2 separate regions of the Mus musculus genome follow, and region 2 is linked to region 1. The links are chromatin loops, found by intact Hi-C in ENCODE. Cell type or tissue: left cerebral cortex. All regions are shown on one strand. Each heading gives the region's core, and the rest is flanking DNA. Links, peaks and the distances in the headings are about the cores only.

The links. A loop is a pair of places that touch in the nucleus more often than their neighbours do. Peaks named below come from ENCODE experiments on the same cell type or tissue, not always from the same donor. Only the 100,000 strongest peaks of a DNase experiment are listed, where the experiment ranks them.
Region 2: a loop joins it to region 1, with 4 times the contacts of the local background. A loop is called at or near these places in 2 of 42 quality-filtered maps.

Annotation. Positions count from the first base shown.
Region 1 is chr7:134,912,672-134,924,002 of GRCm38, reverse strand. All of the region lies in intron 27 of Dock1 (dedicator of cytokinesis 1), which reads right to left. Insyn2a (inhibitory synaptic factor 2A) reads left to right here. Exons shown (of 4, transcript NM_001143802.1): 2 at 5,199-6,360. The coding sequence starts at 5,204. Among named protein-coding and RNA genes, the nearest start is that of Insyn2a, 20 kb to the left of the region's middle. In left cerebral cortex, for the core only: no CTCF peak of the experiment used is centred there; a DNase peak (open chromatin) is centred at 4,874.
Region 2 is chr7:134,855,869-134,867,199 of GRCm38, reverse strand. The region is part of intron 25 of Dock1 (dedicator of cytokinesis 1); the gene reads right to left. Among named protein-coding and RNA genes, the nearest start is that of Insyn2a, 77 kb to the left of the region's middle. In left cerebral cortex, for the core only: no CTCF peak of the experiment used is centred there; DNase peaks (open chromatin) are centred at 2,795 and 4,986.

The DNA.
Region 1 (11,331 bases), core at 2,771-6,770:
TGGGATGGCTTGCTGGCTTTTAGGCTATACACAGTGATGGAAGACGCTAAGGCAGGTAGTTTCCCCACAGTCCCACCTGTCAGAGGACCAAGGCACACATACCATACCACAGGGACACATATGAATCCTGGGAAGTATGAGACATTTGGCGGTGGCAGAATAGAAGCAAGTCTTTCCCATCAGCTGATGAAACCCCAGACTTCCTGGACACTCTAATCACAGAGCTCAGGGCAAATCGATTGGATTATAAATTCAAACCAGTGGCAATTTTCTTCTTCGTGGTAATGAATACTGGCATGATCTGTTAATTCTCCCGAGCCCTGTGAGCATGTCTGTACATACAAGTACTTATGTGGTGAGCATACACCTGGACATACAAGCGCACGTGCGCACACACACACACACACACACACACACACACACACACACAATTATAACTTTAAAATTCAGCTCTCCATCAACGTGATCAAAGAAGGCCTTTGGGGACTGCTGGTCCCCAACGTGATCCTTTCGGGGGGGTTTCTCTGAGAGGGGGTTTACACTTACAAAAACCTGCTGATAGGATGCTTAAGTGGAAAAGTGTGGTGGCAGCATTGGGCCCCTCCTCTCCACTGTCACCCTCAAATCAACTGTGTCCCTCTTGACTGTCACCCTCAAATCAACATGGGAAAGACACTCTCCCTAAAGGCAATGTTTTGGTACAATAGCGACCACTTTGCTTTGTTTCTACCCAGGAAAACTTGGTAGGCCATTTTCTTTCCCTTAACATTAGCTCCTGTTTTGTGGAGATATTAAACCGTCCTTATAATTACTATTTTAATGGTCACAGCGAGTGAGCATACACCATCATTTACTTGATTGTTTACCTATTGTTAGACTGTTAGTAACTTCCCTTTCTCACTCCTTCAAATTGAACTGAACATTTTTTTTTAAGTCTATGCTATTCATTTAAAACAGTACAGAGACAGATGACAGGGCATTGCTAATCTAAAACTACAGGGTTTATATATTTACAACTCATATTTGATTATGAAACTTAATTTGGGAGAGTAATTAAGACATTTGTATTCTATACAGCTCTCCGGCATCTAGATCTGCCCGAGCTAGGCAAGCCCAACCATGACTTGCCACTTTCCTAAGCATTGCCCCATGAAATCCAATATACGTTATGGACTTCCACTGCTCTACAGATAAGAGACTCACCCAAAGGAGCAAAACCTCTAGCTCTATGGCGTAACTTACCCCAGGACGGCATTTTATAAACACTATTCAAGTGTCACAGTCGATTCAAACTTCAGAGCAACCCTTAGTTTATATACCAATGTCAGGCATGTTCCAGGACTACTGGAGGTCTTCCATGATCCACAACTGATAAAGAATATTGGAATACCAGGAGAGTGACTAATTCATGTTTCAGATGCCCGATGCTTTATTATTGTTATTGTTGCTGTTGTTATTAAGAAAGGGCCTTACCAAGTATCAATGGATAGCCCAAAACTTGTTATGTAGACTAGGCTGGCCTTAAACTTGCAGTGATCCTCGTGCCCCTGGCTCCTGCATTCTGGAGTTGCAGGGACATGCTACTGTGCCTGGCCTAGCTGATACTTTTTGAAGTCTACTATGCCAAAAGACAGATTTTTCTGCTCAGGGTATTTCTTCCATGACTGTTATTCAAAGGGACTCAGGGTGCAGACCACCAGCTGTGCCCTTCATATAGTCCCAGTCTAGCAATGGAGCATTGCCAGCAGGCAAGGGTATCCTGAGGGACAAATGAGAAGATGGGAGGGAAAGGCACAGGCACAGGCTGGCATTTGTTAGCACAAAGAATTGTATGCATGGTCTCTAGACTCTAGAGAGATGGCTCAGCAGTTAAGCGTATGTACTCATGTTGCAGATGACCCAAGCTTGATCAGCCTCTATGACAGGCAACTCCCAAAGTCCTCTCACTCCTGTTCCAGGGGCTCCCATTGCCGATAACCTTTTTAAGTATCTCCACTCAAGTACATATACATGTAATTTTAAAAGACAATATAAATAAAATCTTCAAAGCTGCCCAGCAGGCACAAGGCTCTAGGGCCAGCCCCATTTATTTATTCGTTGTCACTGTTTTCACTAATAGGAGAATTGTGTTTTACATACTTAGTAACTCAGTAAAGCATGAAGAGTTTTGTTTTTTTTTTACTATTTTGCTTTTACCACCAGCAATTAATCCCTCTGATTTGTTTTATGAGTCTGATGGTTGGGTCTAGCACTCAGCAAACCAGTGGAGTGATGTAAGAAAATTATTTCAGTTCAGTTCCTGGCAAATCCTGATGATGAATAGTGAGGCAGGACAAACCTACTCAGACACACATTTTTCAGGACTGGCAGGGAAAAGGCTGAAAAATTACTAGTAAATTGCTTTTTGTAAAAATGCTCTCTCTTTCAAATTTCCCCTAGTCTGAAGGTCTCCTTCAGAATGATGGCACAATACATTCTGACACACCTAGATGGCAACAAAGCCAAAGAACAGACGCAGAAAACAATGAGGGTTGGGATTTAATTTTCTTATTAAGTCCCCAGTTTCCAATACTCTTGCCCACATCAACTTCTTCTGAGAATGTGCCTTTTACCCATTGGGATAAGCGTCTCCGAAAGATAGCGGTTATCTGTGCTGGGAGGCTTCCCTGCCCCACCCTCCAGGCATAATCCCCTCCTCCAATATATGAGCTTTGAAATTCATGTTATCATGTCTCTGGTCCATTCTATTCCTATTCCTCCTCTCTAAAACTGTCCCGAAGGCTGAGTTTCAGATTCCAGAGGCCTGCAGATATCCCCAGCACCTACTTGAAATCCTTGATTCTGAGGACGTAACTCTGGGCCAGTGGCATCTGCCTTGGAAATATATGGTTGGAAAGGCTAATGCAGGATTGTCACGGTGGTGAAACTCACTTGGCAACATGGCTGGTTGACACACTCAGAGGAAGACATGCTTCTCTTCTGTTTGGGAGAAGCCAGGACTACTGCTGCTGGCTGAGGCTGCTGAGAGTTCTGCATTCCCTTCCACCATTAGCAGGTCATCTGCCTGATGGAACCCTGGAGCAGCCACAGAGTAACCCTGGTCTATAATCAGAGAGTGCAGAGATGACTTTAGGGTATCTCCAGATATAACTACCCATTAGTTTTCAGCATTATTATGAAGAATTGGTCATTGGACTTGCCTCTGAGTCTTCCATGCTGTAAACAACTGTGGGTTCTTGTAAGGTGGCAAAGATCAGTGTAGCCAAGGTGTAAGCCACTGCAGAATAGGTCATGTAATGACCCTAAGTCATGGGCTTGGGTTCTCTCTCTTCTTCTCCCTCGGCAAGCCACGATGCCTATTGGCTTGGAATACTGGCTAAGGATTAATAACAGGAGAGGCATTAGACCTGTATGTTGGATATGTAGATCTGTTGGCAACACTGTGAGCTCAGTGTTTGGTGGGACAGGGCCTTCCTGGGCTTTCTCACCTGCTGTGTAAGCTTGAACAAGTGGCACACCATACTTCTGTGCCATAGGAATGGTGACACCAACTTCTGTCCTCATGTGCATTTGCCTCTCTGCAAATATCTCCACTGCCATGGTATATCCCAAGAGTCTCCCCCAGGTCTCTGGTCAAGGCTCTTGCCTACACTACTACCCCTGTCACCATCGCTACTGGGACAGCACTTCTGCATCAGTGCAGAGCTTGAGTTCTGTTGACCCTGGGCTGGATAACCAGTTTTTACTGACCTTGGCTCATCTCTGTGTCTTTGCATCCCTGGACACTTGGGCTTGAACAACTGAACCTCTCGTATACACCCACATCCATCAAGCTGACAACTTTATCCTCAACTGTCAGGAGTCTGGCAAAAGCTACTCACAAACAGCATCACCATAGCTCTGTCTTCTGTTTGCTTTTGTTTTGTTAGACCCAGAATTGAACCGAAGGCCCCATATATATTATGAAAACATTCTACCACATTTTGAAACAAGGGTCCCTAAGCTGTCCTGGCTGCTCTTGAACTCACTCAGTAGCCAACTGAGCCTTGAACTTGTGATCTTCCTGCCTCAGCTTCCTACATAGCTGGAGTCAGAAGTTTGCACTGCCAGGACCAGTTTCCTTGTATCCCCTTGCTTCAAGTGCAGCTCCCAAGAAAGTTCTTCCGTATGCATTAAGCAGCTGTGAATCTGCTTATCTAATAAAGGGAAGGCACTTACCCTCCTGGTATTCCCCAGAGAATCATTGGCCACCTGCATCTCTTTAGCTGCATTTAATAGCTCAGCCCAAGATGAATCTTCATGATTAACAAAAAGCCTCCTGATTTTATTTTCTTTCAGCTTTTAAATGCTAGAACAAATACCATTGTTGTCCGCCACCCCCACCCCCACCCCCACCCCCACGGGGTTGTGATCAAAACACAAAATTTTATTCTAGAATGAATAATTTATTTTTTCAAAGTAATTTCCAAATACCATCTCCATGAAATCATAGAAGAGAGATGGTATTGCTGTTTTTGTAGACTCAGGGAAACCCACGGAATGTTCATGACTGACTTTTCTGGAAGCCACACTCCCCACCATGACTTATCACCAGAGATATATCCCTGTGCAGGAGTATGGTTGGCTCCCCATAGAGTCCTTGTTGACTGACCCTAGTTACTACCTACAAGGGCATCCCTCTATGTCTGTTTGTCTGCTCAGACATACAGGGACCTAGAATATTCATTAAGTCTTTAAATCTGTTAGATTCCAGTAATAGATTAATCACGTCATCCTTTAAAAAAAAAATAGTAGAAATCCTAAACTAAATAAGTTGCATTTGGTAAACCATCTGCCTACGGAGCAGAGACACACATGTAAAAAGATAATTTGCAAATCTGACGCGGCAGAGTTGTTGGGCTGCTTGATGAATATAGTAACACAGGTTTGTCTAATGGGGAAACAAGCATTACTATCAAACGAAAACCAAGTGTATCCCACATGGAAAAAGTAAGCAGGCTTTAATATCGAGAAGCAGTTCACGCTGTGCCTGCCAGCAACTCCCCGCCTGTCTGATTTTCCTTAACATAAAGGCCGACCTCACCTGTTTAAAAATAATTAGGAAGCCAGCAGCTGTGATTTGGCTGGACGTCCATTCGGCCTCGTTTGCATGTGTGCTTCTGACCCACTGATGCCTCTGTTGCTGTCTCTGCATGCAGGCACCATGGTCAGCAAGGACTCTGGCAGATGCATACTCACGACACCAGAGCGGGAAGTGGAGCCCGCCGCCTGCCTGGCCCTGGAGATGAGATATGCCCTCGACCCTAACCGGCAGATCAAAAAGCGAAACAAAGCTCTGCAGGTGCGTTTTAAGGATATCTGTGAGGCCCAGAATGAGCAGAGAGACACACAGCTGTCTTCGGGACCTCTGGGGGAGAAGCGAGAGGCCAAGGCTGTGTCCTGCAGGGTGGCCTATCGTAAGTATATGACAGTGCCTGCACGCCGATCCATTCCCAATGTCACCAAGAGCACCGGTGTGCAGACCTCACCAGATCTTCGCAAGTGTTACCAGACATTCCCGCTGGACCGCAAGAAAGGCAGTCTCAAAGGCCTGCCGGCTGCAGATGCCTTCAAAAGCCAGAACAATGGGTTTCTAGCAGATTCAAAAGAGAAGAGCGAGGCGGGACCCATGGAGGAGCCTCGGCCTTGCAGTGCAGGAAGGATTCACAAGACCACCGCATTGGTTTTCCATTCCAATGAGCACGTGAACGCACTGGGACAGCCTTCTGGGGTCAACTGTGCAGAGCTCTGTAAGTCTCCAGATGTGCTTGGCTACCCAGAGGCTGTTTTGCAAAACTCTCGGCCTCCCTCTGAGGAGCCCATCCACCAGCTGCAGGGGAGAGCTAAGCTTGACAGGGGCACCCTGGACTCAGAGGAGCCGGCTCCACTCACCCACGGAAGGGTGTTTAAAACCGAGGTCGCCACTGTGTATCCGCCTGCCATCAGTACCAGGGCCCCTGAGCCTGGCTTGTCAAACTCTGCTGCTGCCAGCCAGTGGTCTCTCTGCCCTGCAGATGAGGAGCAGAGGCGAGCCGCCCACCTCAATGGGCTACAGGCATCCACAGGCTCTGCTGTGGCCTGCTCAACCCCGGTGCAGTACCTGTCCCCAGAATGTAGCGAACAGCCCCTGCAGAACCAGCCTAGCCCCACAGCTGGGATAGGGGATGAAGAACACCAACAAATTGTGCCTCACACAGAGGTGGTAGACCTCAAGGCCCAGCTGCAGGTGATGGAGAACTTAATCAGCTCTAGCCAGGAGACCATCAAAGTGCTGCTGGGAGTTATTCAGGAGCTGGAGAAAGGAGAAGCCCATCGGGAAGGGTATGTATGGCCACTGCATCTTACCCCCTGTGGGCTCACCACTTGCAGGCCCATCAGCAGCCCCGATGTCCCAGCCCTAAGGAGTCTAATGCCGGTGGTTTTTGTGTCAGGGCTGCAGTCTGACAAGGGTCACAGGTGTGTTGAAGGCCAGGCTTCCTGGCACACTCGCCTCTGATACTCATTCGTTGGTTAGCATTTACCCATCTGGCCTTGGGTTTCAATCTCTCCCTGTCTATTCAGGGAGCTGATGGGTCTTCCTTGTGATCTTTTCAGATTGATGTTTTCTAGTCTTGCTGAATTGTAATGTGCACGCTGGCTCAAGATATTTAAATAAGAGGCCACTTGCCCCTTCGGAGTCCCATTATAGAAGACAGCATTAGAACAAATCAGACAGCATCGGGCAAAGGAAATGCTAGCGACTGATAAATGATGTCACTGGGATGGGCATTCTGGACCATGTCTCAAGGAATAGACAGTCTTTGGTTTTCATTCTTTTCCAGGAGCACACAGAGGCAGAGCCCCTCTGTAGACAAGCCCGATCTGTAGGTGATTAGGAGGCACCCGCACCCCTGAGTTGTTCTGGGTGTCCATTTGGACTACTAAACAGTCCAGAAATCAACAAGGGCTTGTTGGACATGACCAGCTGCTGATCATCTAAGTTAGAAAACACATCTCCCCCAGCCCTCACTGTCGGCGAGGCTGGCAGAGCTGGTTCTGTGCATCTTCAAACAGTGCTCACGGCTCACCAACCTTTTTCTGATTGGCCAAGCCTTCTCTTGTACAGCCCTTTGGACCATCTAACCCACCCTATGCTCTGGAGCTTGGATGTGAGGCTGTGTTTTCTTGTCTACGTAGCTGGCCCCCTTTATTCTGTGGGTGAAGTGAGCTACGAGTGGTGTGGCAAAAAGAAACCAAGTAATACATTGTCACTGTAGCAGAGCTCACTGGACTCAGAGGATTGCTGTGGGTGAATTAGTCAGTGTTTGCTTTTTGCAAGTAGTGAAGAAGAAACAGCCTCTGCCTTCCAGGGCAGGAGGAAAAGCCAATGCACTGGTTTCATTAGCAAGACACAGAGGACAGCAGGAACCTGTCCTGAACTTTGATATAGCTTGTAATAACTGGATGTCACCAATGCCGGGTGGAAAATGTTGAACTGGATAATGTCTGCGAGTGTCTAGTGTTGGTCTCACTAAACAGTGGTTTTGCATAGGAGAAAGAGGGCCTGAGGAACACTTAGGGTCCCTTATCTGAATACAGTGTTATAAATGCAACCTCATCTGCTGAGCACAAAGGCTGCTACTCAACACTGCCCTGGGCACCCTGGGGACTCTTTGCTGAGCAGAGTGGCTGATAGCCACCTGTGCCTAATGAATCTCATAAACTCAAGTTGACTGCCGTTAGTTACACTTGACCATTCATTTCCCTACTCACACTGACCAGGATTTAAGAGCTTGATAGTGTCACTCAGAAGACAGAGAAAAGGTCTCCTGTCACAGAAAGCCTTCCACTCCAGTATCCCAAAGCTTGCCCAGAGTCCTAGCCATCTTAGGACTTGGCACCTTGAATCAAGGCCAAGGTCCCCTCCCTCACCTTTAAAACCTCTGCTTAGTTCTTCATCCATACAGAACAAGCCCAGGTTCTCAATGCAGATCCACAGTGTGGCAACTTCTCATATCAGGTTCTAGAACACTCATTCGCATCTACCTTAGGGAACTGACTGGCAAACATAACAGGGAATCAAGAAGTTTCAAAATCTAAGGTTACTTTACTTTGATGGTGGCCATTCCCACTCCAGGACCAAGATCATTAATTTAACTAATACTCAAATTTTCCACTTCCCTTGTCTATATGGGGATATCACAGAGGGAAGCAGCCTCTAAGAGACAAAGCAGAAGCTGTGAGATGGAGGTTCCAAGGCGTCTCCAAAGGTTAAAGGGCCAGCCATAGCCAGTTCCACACTATGACACCTATAACAGCTGCGGAGAAGGGTAGTACCTGCCCGTTTCCCTGGTGTAAATACTGCCTTGTGGGGCAATTTCATCAGCTCCCAAATCCTGAGAGTAAACATTGCCCGCTTCTCTGATCACCCAAGCCAAACCCTGATTTGTATATCTTATGGAGGCTAGGGAGGATCGTGTCGGTTGCATCCCAAGTTAGAACATCAGGAGGTGCATTCTCCTCTATGCTCATTCATTTTTAGTCCATGAAAAAATTATATTTTATTTATTTCCCTCTGCGTGTGTTTGGGGGCACAAAGTACAACCTGCAGCCATCACCTCTCTTTCCCCCACATGGCTCGTGGAGATAGAAGTCCCTGGGCTTGGTGGCAGGTGCCTTTGCCCACTGAGCCATCTTGCCATCCATATATGTATCATTACATACTCACTTTGTGTGAAATGACAAATTATTAAAGAGTCCATTAAGCTAAAATATCCAAAGTTGTCCCTAGGAAATAGTCTCAAACCAATGGCTCATTGACTGTGAAAGAGGCTGATGAAGTGGTGGCCCGGTGTCAAGGCTTCTGCTTGCCTGTCTTGCCCAGTAAAGCACTGAGTGGTTCTGGATAGAAGTCACCAGTATTAAGAAGGAGCTCCTAATGGAGGTAGACCCACTGCAGCCATGACTGCATCTATGTGACATATCTTATACCCATAGTCCCATAGTGCTTTCTGGGATATAAATGAGCCTTTGAGAGTCATGGACCTTCTCTTGTGATGCCTGGACAGTGTAAGGGGAAAGTGATGATCTTTGAGCCTGACCCGCAGCCTCTACATATCGTGGACTGTACTTAATATGTAATATCCTTGATGGGGTTTTTCTTTATCTAGTGGCTTTTTCTCTATGGAGTGATGTGTGCTTCGCCAGACATGTGTGCCTTAAGACCCTTCCAAGTTGGTCTTCCTACGAGACTCTCCCATTTATCTCATTTGCTCATAGGTGTGCCTGAAAGGCTTGCGCAGAGAAAGGTCTCTTCATAGGCAACTGAGCTTCAGTTGGGTCTTCATCAAAGTAGGAGTGGCAGAGACTTAAGTAAGGTTTGTAGGAAGCCCCCGTCTATAAGAGCTCACAATGGAGACAGGATAAAAGGGTAGGACCTATGGACAGCGTTGGAAAGGATGCCTTCTGTAAGGAAATGGTTGCACAAAGATTTCCTCACAATCATGCTTTTTAGTCCCCCGTAAAACATTTGGGCAATTCACGCAACTCCCTCTGCTTTATGCAGCACAGGCGGCATTTGCTCACACGGCTGGCGTGAATGCCAAGAATTACCCTGCCTATTTCAGTGTTCTCAGTATTATTCTGGTCTCTTCTCAGGAAGTGCTAGGTCACACAGGCTACCTGCATGACTGATGCTTTTGTTAAAGGTTGAGAACAGGGCAAGCTGGATATGGAATTAAAAACCCAACCAGTTCTTGAAACAGTGGAAATTCCCTGTAGCCACTCTGGGCTTCCTGAGTTGGGCAGTCACTGACCAGCTGCCTGAAGGGCCTCACTGCCCAGGGCACTGCAGCACCAGCAGCGCCCTGTGGGGAGACCACTCCTCCTGCCTCTAAGCTAACCCATCCCAGACACTCTAAAGTAATGGTTCTCAAGCCTACTAATGTTGTGGCCCTTAATATAGTTCCTCACGTTGGGCTGATCCCCAACCATAAGACTGTTTCCATTGCTACTATATTTCTGTAATTTTACTGCTGTCATGAACTCTAATGTAAATATCAGATAGGCAGAATATATCTGGAATGCAACCCCTGTAAAAGGGTCATCTGACACCCTCCCCAAGGGGTCCCGATTCGCGGGTTGAGGACCATTTGATCCAGAAAATTAATATATTCACTCCTAACAGCCCAACAATGCCTTCCAAGGCAGAGAAAACCAGAAACCCACGGGAGAAACTACATTCAAAGATGTTAACCACGAGGTCAAGATGAACCCCGACTATAGCTTCTTCACTGACAGCCCCTCCAAGAATCTCTCTTAGGCTTAGGAAGTGAGGGGCACTCAGGGCATGCCAGGCCTTGCACCAGAGATAATAATAGAAATAATAGTAGGAAGCAGACATGAAGTATGGGGCCTCTATGTCTATACTGAGTCAGAAAACATGTGAGACCACAGATTAAAAGAAGACTTAAGCTAAGGTGACTGACAGCTTATAAGTTCCAGTCACCCCCCCCCAAACCAGTCCCCCCGCTTTTCCCTTCTCCCTCTTGCTCTGGCTACTTGTTCCAGCACCTGCTCGCTCCAGCCCATAGGTTTTCTTTCTTTTTTTTTTTCTTTTTTCTTTCTTTCTTTTTTTTATTTGTTTCTCATTACAGATAGTTGTGAGCTACCATGTGGTTGCTGGAATTTGAACTCATGACCTTTGGAAGAGCAGTCAGTGCTCTTAACCACTGAATCATCTCGCCAGCCCATAAATTCCAATTCCTAGGCAAGGGAACAGTTGCCTGTCAGTGGAATATCCTTCAGCCAGGTAAAAGGTGGCTTCTTGGTGGTTTGAGATTCAGTTCAACCTATTTGGGGCACATAGTGGCTTAACTAACAATTTATTTTACTTAAAAATTAAACACACACACACAAATCCACTCATGGGAATGCCTCCAAGTTCAGGGACTTGGTGAGGATAGCATTATAGTGCTTTCAGGACTTGGGAGATTAAATAATAGAGTTAGCAAACCTCATACAGTGACCTGTAGTAAAGTTTCCTGAAGTTGATTTACCACGTTACCATAAAACAATGGCAATATCAGCCATGTAAGAAAGATTCTGTGCAGACAAACTGGTGAGAGATGAACACTGCAGTCCTCGGACCTGTGTCACCGGAGGACCTCAGAATCCCTTCCCACGGAGCAGAGCCAGCAATCGTTGGGAGGTTCGGGGGCCGATGATCAGCTTTGGGACCCACATCCAGATGATTCTCATTCTATCTTTATCCTCAAAGCAGCCACAGGCGCTCCAAATATGAGCAGTCATGGT
Region 2 (11,331 bases), core at 2,727-6,726, 57 kb after region 1:
TTCTTCACTTTAATGAATGAAGCTAGCTCAAGGCCACAGCTTTCAGACCACTCACCCTATCACAGGAGGGCCCAGGCCTTCTTCATACCTGTCAGTACCCACTGGAGGCATAACAGCAAAGAGCATAGCTGCTATATTTTATTCTGCCATATTCAGATATCAAGGATGGCAACTCATCCCAGAACCCAGGCCAGGGGAAGGCATTGCTATGGACCCACATTCTATACAAATTGCCATGAGGGTGACACCAACCACCTTCCATGCACTCCCTTCGCCACGTTCTGTGATGGTCACAGACTCCAATCATTCAACATCTGCTCATCTGCAGCTGTGAGGGCCAAAGCCAGGATGATTAATGCTCTGGTAATGGGCACAGAGTAAAAAATATTAATCTTTATAAAAGGTATTCAACAGGCATCATCGGCTTATAAATGTCCAAGCAGAATATCCGTCTATAACCCCATTACAGCTCTACATTAAAATAAGACACAAAAATGAGAATGAATTTGTCCATTTAAAGCATTCATTTTTATGAACACTGAGTAATGTGCTTCTTAATTTTTAGTTCGGTCACATTAAACAAATGATCCATAAAGTGCATTTAATAACCTTGTGTGTGCTGCATAGAACCGAAAGCCAGAATAACACTTTTAATGAGAATTAAACAGTAAGAGCCATATTAATGGGGAATGCTTGCTATTCATCTTTTATAGACAATCATCTTGTTTCCCTACCATTTAGGAACCCTGTGCCCGTGTTTCAATATGTTCAAGTGATTTCCTCCATCTACACGAGTCTTTAAGCAGCAGCGGCTCAAAGACTCTATCTGTCCTAGAAGGGGTCGCAGAAGCCATCTACTGATCTCCAGACTGTCCAGATGCAGGAACCTGGAACATGGTGACAAATACAGCCAGCAACTGTACTGCTAAGCAAATGCTGAGCAGGCATTAGCCACCACACTCCCAAGTCAAAGAACTTGGTGATAAAAGGCCCGTGCCTGTGCACACCCATGTGGGTATGGATAAATGTCAAGTACAGAGCCACTTCCTCCAAAGTCATTTGTAAGTAAGAAGTTACGAAGCTTGCAGTGTCAGAAGAAGAAACTACCAGCAAGCCACCGTTTTGGAATGTTGTTTGCAGATCTGCAGAACTGAGCATATACAGATATCTAGTCCAACATTTCCATTCCTGACAGCTGGGCAGCACCTCGTAAAGTATTCTGGTCAGAACAGTGCCACTTGCTTGTGTGCTAAAAGGATCAGAGATGTGTCAATCTGTGATTCAGCCTTGAGGTACCTAATGTCATGGAATTTTAATTGAGAGGATGACAGAGCAAGTAAGAGGCTTTGGAAATTGGAAAGACGAGCAGAGAGGCATGAAGACTGTTAAACAATGGGGAGCAAAACTCAGTGGGTAGTGACAATTGCTACCCAGTCTGATGACCAGAATCCCATCTGCAAGGCTCACAAGGTTGAAAGAGGAACCCATGCTTACAAGTAGTCCACATACACACTGTGGCATGCATGTGTGGGCACACAGAGAAGGATAAATAAATGTAAAATAATACATTTTAAAACCTGGCCAAATATATTACTCCTGTGTTTGGGCATGAGACCTTGCATAGTAGAAGAAATGTTTGTGATGAGCATTAGGCAGTAGACCCTCTTAACCTTTGAGACTGGAGAAGTACAACAGAATAGTAGACGTTCTACTGGAATTGCTGTAGGTATGACGTCTCCTTAGGTGATGGGAAAGAAAAACCAATGGAAAGGCTACAAAATGAGTCCATGTAAATACACGCGCGCGCGCGCACAAACACACACACACACACACACACACACACGCACAAAGCCTAGACTGAAATAGAACAGAAGGAAAGATTGTGTGGAAAATATGGTCATGTGAGCAGTCTACTGTCTAAGTAAAGAGAAGCAGGTCAAAGAGGAAGCCTGTTGATTTGACAAGGAAGTCTACAATTCTGCTTCCCTGAGGAAAGATTCTCAACATATAAGAGAAGAAAATAGACACAGGATCCATGGTCTGGAGGTGATGGGTAGGGTGGTGCATGCTGCTGGCTGATCTAGTAGATGGCCAGACACAGCACTTAGTCAGAGTCACATGCCACTCTTGGTGGCGCTAGCAAATAGAGATGAGTGTTAAGAAATTGCAGATGAAGGCAGTTCACTCTGGAGGAAGGTCTGTGCCCTTAGCAATAGATTTATGTAATGGCTGTTGCAGGGTAGAGTCATGACACAAAATCCTGGCAGGTGCAGACTTTCCACTGGTCCAGGACAACATCTGATAACAGTAAGAGCTAAATGTTCAGGCCTAGACAGAATCAAGCGTTCCATGTACCTAGTGATAGCATGATTAGGTACAAAACAAATGAGGACAGCCAGTTCTTAGACTGCTCTTCCTACATCTAAATACAAGAACAGAAACAGGAGCCTGGCAGCAGTGGGCTCAAAGTAGGGTCAACAGAGGCTAATATGTAGATTAATAACACCATAAAGAGTTGATGGCTCTAGCAATCTGTTCAGAAACTACAACCCCCACTACTGCCACCCCCACAGAAAGAGAAGAGAAATACTATTAAAACCCCATAGACATATAAGAACACTACCATATGATTTATTTATGCTTAATTTACAGATGTGGTCATTTATCCATTTATTTGTAATTTTTTTCCTTCCTTCATATAGCGTTGAAGAAAATTCAGCTTTCAGAGAGAATTACTCATGCAGTGGGCGTGAAACAGTTTTAGGAGTGTGCAGATGATGGATCTGAAACAAGCCAGAGCCTTAATCAGCACCACAGTGCTGGACAGCTCCCTGCCTGGGCCTCTGCTTACATACAGGGCTTCTTATTTAACTCTGACACCTTCATCTGTACATTGAGTTAATTAGTCTTTGCCAACTCTACATTTGTATGTTTATGACTCTGCAGTCTCTCAGAGGAATCAAACTTGCTAACTAAAACTCCTGAATATGTGTTAGGTGATCTATAAACTATGGTGGACTTCAAATGGGTATAATTAAGGAACTCCTGTATTCAATAAGCTATTTCTAAAAGTGTGTACTGCTGTAACAAGTGGCCTCTGGACAAACACATATAATGAAAGACACAGAGAGAGACCTACAGAGCGAGGGATGGAAAAGGTATTGGGTAACAGATAAAGATTGAAAGTTTCCTTGAGGCATGGGGGTTGGGAGGAAGCTTGAAAGAGAATGGGATGTTTATATTCCAGCATTATTTAAAAGAGTTAGTTTTCAGGGTTCGCAGCTGGCAACATTCATTAGAAGTCATCAGCACAGCTATCTAATTAAAGTGTTCCAGAATGCCTTATGAGTGGGACATTAACTGACTGTGGCAAAATTAGCCCCAACCCCTATTTTTCCTCTGTGTACAACATCTATCAAGTTAACAAAACTACTGGAGAATAGTTCAGGGTTTAAGATTTGGCTTTTCACAGTAGAAAAACTCAATAAGTACTGTTTTGATCTGTTGGTAGATGAAAGCATTAAAACAATATGTTTTATTACGTTCTGAATACACAGTTTCTCGTGTGTATGACCTAACGCAGCAGAAATAGATGAACAGGGCAGTTTTTAGAGATAGATGCTTTCTATGTAGGGTCTGGCTACTGTGAAGGGCACTCTGACTTCACTATTTCCTAATCTCAAAGTCCTGTTAAGTATGTGGGCATGGCCCAGGGCCTTCGAAAGACTGCTATAACGAATGCTTCCACCATTAGCAAAGAGTTTTACTCTGTTTGATCACTGAGAGAATTATTCACCTTGAAAAGAAGAGTGAAACACATCATTTAAACTCCCTTGCCCTGCATTTTAAAGAGGCTTCCTATTATTCAGAACTTAGGATACATGAGTTTCCACAGGGCAGGTGAGCACTGTTGGACAAGGAGTCTGCCCTTAGTTTGATTTCCGTAGCTGTGATAAAAGACTCTGTCAACATGGAACCTGGAAAGCACAGGATTTATTTAGATTACACTTGCAGGCCACAGACCATCACTGAGGGCTCAGCGACAGGAACTCAACGTAGACTTGCTTGCTATTCTACCCAGCATTACCTGGAACCAGGGTACCCAGCTAGGATAGGGTCTATCTGCTAAAGGGAAGGAAGGAGTATAAGACCATCAGGCTCCCTTCCCTGTCCTGCTCACAGCAAGAATCCAGCCACCAGGAAAGCAATAGCCACAAACAAACCAAAGCCCTGCCAGGAAATAACAGGTTTACAACCACCAGGGTATTAAAACACTACCAATACCAAAACCTGCTACTACACTCTAAGACAAACATGGTCAGACGTGACTCATCCGATCTCACACTCCCCTCTAAAACCAAACAAGCACAGATACAAGAAAAAACATGGATCAAGCTGTAAAATGAAACCTGTCAATCACCTAGGTCCCTACCAGGGTGGGGAAATGGAAAAGCTATGTCTGGGAAAACAAGGAAACTATTCCGTGTTAATCAGAACGCTTCCCCACAGTCGAGGATCCAGAAGAGCAAGTATGAGTACAAGGAGAAAGTTCCAAAAAGAACCTCCATTTTGTGAAGCCCCCCTGCAAGCACAGGGAGTCCTCTTGACTAGGTTACACAGTGATGCTAGCCAGGTGGACTCACTCCATTCCAATTCCCATACCATCAACATAAAAACAGTTGGGTGGGCATAAATCCCACACTCAGTTCCGACGTTTGATTTAATTACACTAGAACTTTTCATTTCTGTAATAGGATTTAAGCTTTAATTTTTCCCAGCTTTTGTCAGATATGTGGGCAACAACATAATCACATGGGAACAAAGCCACAAATGCACAAATTATGAGATGTCAACCTTTCCCTCTCTTTGTATCTTGCTTTGAAAATCTGCTCGCGCCACACCACAGATGATATTCAAGAGTCATCACTCTGCGCAGCACATAATCTGTTTAGCCAGCTTTCAAGTAGGCAAGTCACATCAGAGACCAGGCTCGGAAGCCATTACCGCCCATTCATTGGCTCTCATGCACAGCATGTTAATCAGCCCAAGGCCCTTCACCTCGGCATAGGAGCAAAAACAGGACATCCAAGGCAGATGATGGGGGATGGGTGGGGCAGGCCAACATAAGAACTAGACCTAGACTACATCTTCAGTCTGGAACAATGTCATTCACTGGGTAATTGCTATCTAGGCACACACTGTATAGTCTGAAATTAGCTTCAGAGTCTGACTGTGAGCTCACTATTATTGATGCTGGGTAGTGGGGATATAAGTATATATTCCAGCCTTCATTCTACGCTTTAATGTTCTGGTAATTTCCTCCCTTTTTTTCCCACATGAAAGTATACTGAACCCAGAGGCAGGTCCATCCTCCCATATGGGGCTTGACACCATGAAATCCATAAGCCAGAACAGAATACAACAGAGAAGAAGGCTGGCCTCCAACGCCAGTTCATATAGCACAACCTCCTGTGACAACCTATCTATCACTCGTTGTAACCCCAACACCCCACCACCACCACTGGGTATATCTTCCCTTTCCCTGTCTATGAATGGGAGACGTGGTGAGAGAAAGCGGGAAACAGCCTGGGTTTCACTAACCTGAGCCCCCAGGAACTTGTGTGTGAGAGTCCACAGCTCACTCTGGTAAAGCAAGGCTGCTGTAGCTATGTACTGTCAAGTTAACACCCACAGGCATGCTGACCACAGGACCAGGCCAGACTTTAATGGCTGGAAACACAGCCCCTCTAGTTATCTGTACAAATATGTTTCTTGCTGCGAAACACCCCAGACAAGAGAGTGCTCATACATCTTCCACATGATAGCTTAGCTTAAGCTGGCACTGAGTACAATTCCTGGCTGGCAACAGGTATTAATTATCACAATCCCTTGCGAGTGTAAATCTGTAAGTACGGCAACCATTCCGAGAAACCTGGAACACATCTTCAAGACTGCTTGAAGCTGTTTTCCCAGAGAACAACCCTAATTAGTGCCCAAAGTGAGTCATTTTCTTGTTCTCAGCTTGGTTCAGAACTGGAGGTGATTTAGGCTGAAGCCCAGCCTTTGCCCTGGGGCTCCCACAGTGACCTCGAGGATTCTATCACTATTGCACTGGGAGCATGCCACATACGTGCAGCACATTCCATAGAGTGGGTGGCAAAGCCAACTTCTACAAAGTTCTAAGGATCAGGACCCAAGACGGAGAAGAAAGCATGAAAACCGTAGCTGCCATATCTCATCCGAAAATGGCTTGACTTTAAATATTTATACAAATGTGGCACGGACTACTTTATAAAAGTAATGGCATCTTTGTGAGAATAGACCAGCCAGAAGATTTCAGCTGTTCATCTTTTCCAGACAAGGAGAGAAGACAGCAGTTGGCTGCTTGGGAGGGCAGAGCCTGCAAATGAGAAAAATGGTGTCGTTCTGTGCTCTCCCAACACAGAAAGATTCTTACCACCAAAACCCATAAATGGGGGAATTTTCATCTTGGTCAAAGCATTCGAAAAGGTTTGAGGGCAGCCACTCAGTGGTCAGAACACTTTTAGGAAGCGGAGTCTAACATAGGCAGCAGATGCTGATTGGCTGCAAGGTGAGACGCTCCAGGCTGATTTTGTCCTGGGCTACAAGGTCATTGTGGGTTAAAACACTTCACATATGTCACTTATTAGGCTGGGTACAACTTACTATAGAGATCAAAATTCAAGGCAGGGCTGGGAGAGATGGCTCATTCAATAAAGTGCTTGCCTTGCCTGCACGAGGACCCAGAGCCCACATGAAAAGCTGGGCATGGCCACAGGTGCCTAGCAAACCCAGAGCTAGGAAGACAAAGGCAGGAAGGTACCTAGGGGCCAATGACAAAATGTAATAAAAGAAAAAAATTTCATATTTGGTGAGAAACTGTATCAAAGGTAAGGTAGAGAGTGATGGAGAAAGGTGTCTGATGCTGACATTAGCACTCATATACATGGATGCATGTGCACATGCACACACTCTCACACACTCACACACAGACCTTAGAACACATATACACAGATGGATGTGCAAACACTCACACACACACACACACACACACACACACTCACTCACACACAGGCTTTAGTACTCATATACACAATGCATGTATACACGTACAGACACACACACCTACAGACACACACACATTCACACACACTCAAACACAGGCCTTAGCACTCATATACACAGATGCATGTGTACACATACAGACACACACACTCACACACAGGCCTTAGCACTCATATACACAAATGCTTGTGCACAAGTACAAACTCACACATACACACACACTCACACACAGACAGGCCTTACCACTCATATACACAGATGCATGTGAACATGTACACACACACACACACTCACACACAGGCCTTAGCACTCATATACACAGATGCATGTGTACATGAACAGACATACACACAAACACACACACACACTCACACACAGACAGGCCTTAGCACTCATATACACAGATGCATGTGCACACGTACAGACACACACACACTCACACACAGACAGGCCTTAGCACTCATATACACAGATGCATGTGTACGCGCAAACACACACACACAAACACACGCAGACCTTAGCACTCCTATACACAGATGCATGTGCACATGCACATACACACTCACACGCAGGCCCTAGCACTCATATACACAGATGCATGAGCACACGTTCAGACACACTCACACACACACTCACACAGACACAGGCCTTAGCACTCATATACACAGTTGCATGAGCACACGTTCAGACACACACACAGACACACTCACACACACACACACACACACACACACACACACTCACACACACACACACATCTTAGCACTCCTATACACAGTTGCATGTGCACACGTTCAGACACACAAACACACACATTCACACACATACAGGCCTTAGCACTCATGTACACAAATGCATGTGAACACGTACACACTCACACAACACACAAACACACTTACACACAGGCCTTAGCACTCATATACACAGATGCATGTGCACACTCACACACACTCACACACAGGCATTAGCACTCATATTCACAAATACATGTGCACACATACAGACACACACACCTACAGACACACACACACACTCATACACAGGCCTTAGCACGCATATATACAGATGCATGTGCACACATACAGACACACATTCACACTCACACACACACACACTCACCAGAGGCCTTAGCATCTTATACACAGAAGCATGTGTGCACGTACAGATGCCTGCCCGCACATACACACAGCCCTAGCACTCATATACACAGATGCATGTGTACAAGTACACACACACACACACACACACACACACATATGCACTCTCAGGCCTTTGCACCTTATATACAGATGCATGTGTACTCACATACACAAGTACACAAACACACACACAGGCCTTTCCACTCATATATACAGATGCATGTGTATATATACACACATACACACACACATGCCTTTGCACTTATACATTCAGATGTATGTATACTCACACAAACTCACACACTAGCCTTTGCACTCATATATACAGATGGATGGATGGATGCACACACACACACACAAACATACACACACACACACAGACTAAAGTATGCCACTATATTTAAAACAATGGATTATTTTAAAGGTTAGTATTAACTCATTTTGAACTCAAATCATCTATACATTGTTTGGTTCAATTAAGACCTAAGACAGTGTATGAAAATGAGACTCGGAAAACAGAAGCGGAAATAAACAGTGCAGCTAAATGGGAAGAGGTAGTCAGGCATCCGTGAGCCAGGGTGAGAGGAGCACCAGGCACAAGCAGCAGGATCCTTCAGGATTCCCAGTAGCTGACGAAAGAGAGAACGTTTTACGGGGAGGAAGGGGGAGGAACATTTCCCGTGAAACAAATCCCTAGGAGAATTTCTGCTTTACATATTTGTTACTAAAGGCTGAATGTTTTAGGTACTTATTCAACAGGAGGCACAAGTTCAGAAAAAAAAAATATCTCCTAACGTATGTAACTAAGGTGTCCCTCACAACAGCACTCAGCGGAGGTCGAGGACATGAGGACATTTCACTGGTACCTCACAGTTGACGCTCATTGCCTACATGGAAACCAGGAGCTTTGGGAAGCGGGATAGAGGGATTCACCCCAATGAAAACCCAGAACTAGCAGATGAGGCCTGAAGGGTGTGAGGGAAGGGTACTTAGACATGGTTGCTTGATGGCTGGGGCTGGGGAGTCAGCCTAGTCAGCAAAAGAGCTTGCTAGACAAGCTGCGGACCCGAGGAAAATATTCCAAAATTCCACAGTAAAAACCTCCATACAGTGGTATGGTTTTTAAATCCTAATACAGGGAAGGTTGGGAAAGGCAGATGCCTAGGGCCTGCCTACCAGCCAATCTAGACAAGTCAGCAAATTCCAGGCCAGCAAGAGAACCTGACTGAGATGACAAAGTAGACAGTACCATGAGAAACAGCACCTGAAGTTGACCTCTGACCGCCACACACATGCGTACACATGAATATAAGGAAAAACATAAATACCTACCTACCTACACACACACACACACACATGCCACAAATACGTGATAGTCTTATGGTAACTATCACAAGACTCTGACAGAGGCTGTTGCAAATATACATCCATAAGCAAGTTTACAACAAGGTAATTCACACTTGCCTATAGTCCAGGTAACAGCTTTGGAACAGAATTTAATTGAAACCCACTATAGTGACCCCAGAACTTCTGGGGATGGTTTGGAATGGGTCATCATGGCCTCTGTACTGTGGTCTGTTAGGATTTCTCCTTAACTTTTTAATCCAATTCAGCTCAGGGTAATGCCTTAGAGGCTTTTTATGGCGAAATCCCTTTGGGTTCTAAAAATCTTAGTACTTTTTGGAGACATGTTATCTCTGCATAGCCCAAGCTGGTCTATAGTATACAACAATCCTCCTGCATCAGTTGTCTAAGTAGTATAACAGTTTTTTTTCTTCTGCATATCTAAATTCCTGTGAGTACCCCTAAGAATATTATTCTTAGATTGTAATATTAGAGTTAATATACAAAGGCATTTAAATGTGTGTCTCTCTTTCTTCTTCCACTTTTCAATATGGTTCTTTTTATATTCTTCTGCTTGTTGATTTTGTCAACTTTATATAATTTTGTGGTTGTTAGTTTTCAAAATCTCTCACATAGCTTACCATGGACTAAAATTCACTATGTAGCAAAGAATGACCTTGTACGTATGACCCTACTTCCTCTACCTGCCACGTGAGAAGAATTCATAGCAGTATAATTTATGACACCTGGCAAAATAATTTTATTGTCCAATGTTGCATAGAACTTTTTAAATTTCAGTTAGGCTCGTGAACTCTGAGACAGTAAACATGGTCAGTAAGGAAAGAGAAACACAGAAAAGATCCTTTCTAATCTGAGTTACTCTGGGAGCAGCCTCGACAGAAAATGTTGTTCCAAGATGGCCAACAGCAATGTTGAAGTTCAATAACGTAACAGGTCACCTTAATTAGTTCCATAATATCTTTATTAATAGAACACAGACTCAACTCCAGAAACAAGTGTGTTTGTATTCTATATTACTTTGTCTCACCAAACTGTTGATGAAATTAAAACTGAAGTTGCCTTCTGGACTGTTAGCAAACATGCTTGATCAGATTTCATGGCTGGGTTGGGGTATGTTGTCCTATCTTGGATGTTAATGGAACCTGTGATCCCAGCTTGTGAAGGGTGATGACTGCAGGCTGTGAGTTCTAGGCCAGCCTCTCTCAGAAACCACAAGGTACAGCAATAGGTGTGATCAAAGAATAAATACACAGAGAAGACCATAACCTTGACTATGACTTCCTATGTAGAGAGAACAGAAATGTCAGGTTCACTTTTTCCTTTGGGGGTGGGGGGAAAAGCTGTGAGAAAGTGTATGAGATTTCTCAGTTTTCTTAAGAAAACCATGAAAAATTGCTCAAAATTATTAAATTAAGAAAAATGGAGGAAATATTTGTAAGTGCAAATTAAAATGTATTTGTCTTCATATGCTCTATTGGAGAGACTACATATGTGGGTGTAATGGTTGATTTCCATTGTCAACCTGGCAATTTGCAATCACCTGGGAAGGGAGTCTGGGTGTGGGGCTATTTAACAGTTCTCAACCAGTGGGTCTTGACGCCTTTGGGGAGGGGTCCAACAATGATTCACGGGGGTTACATATCAATTATCCTGTGTATCATGTATTTACATTATAATTCATAATGGTAGCAAAACCATATCTATGAATTAGCAACAAAAATAATTTCTTGGCTGGGGGAGA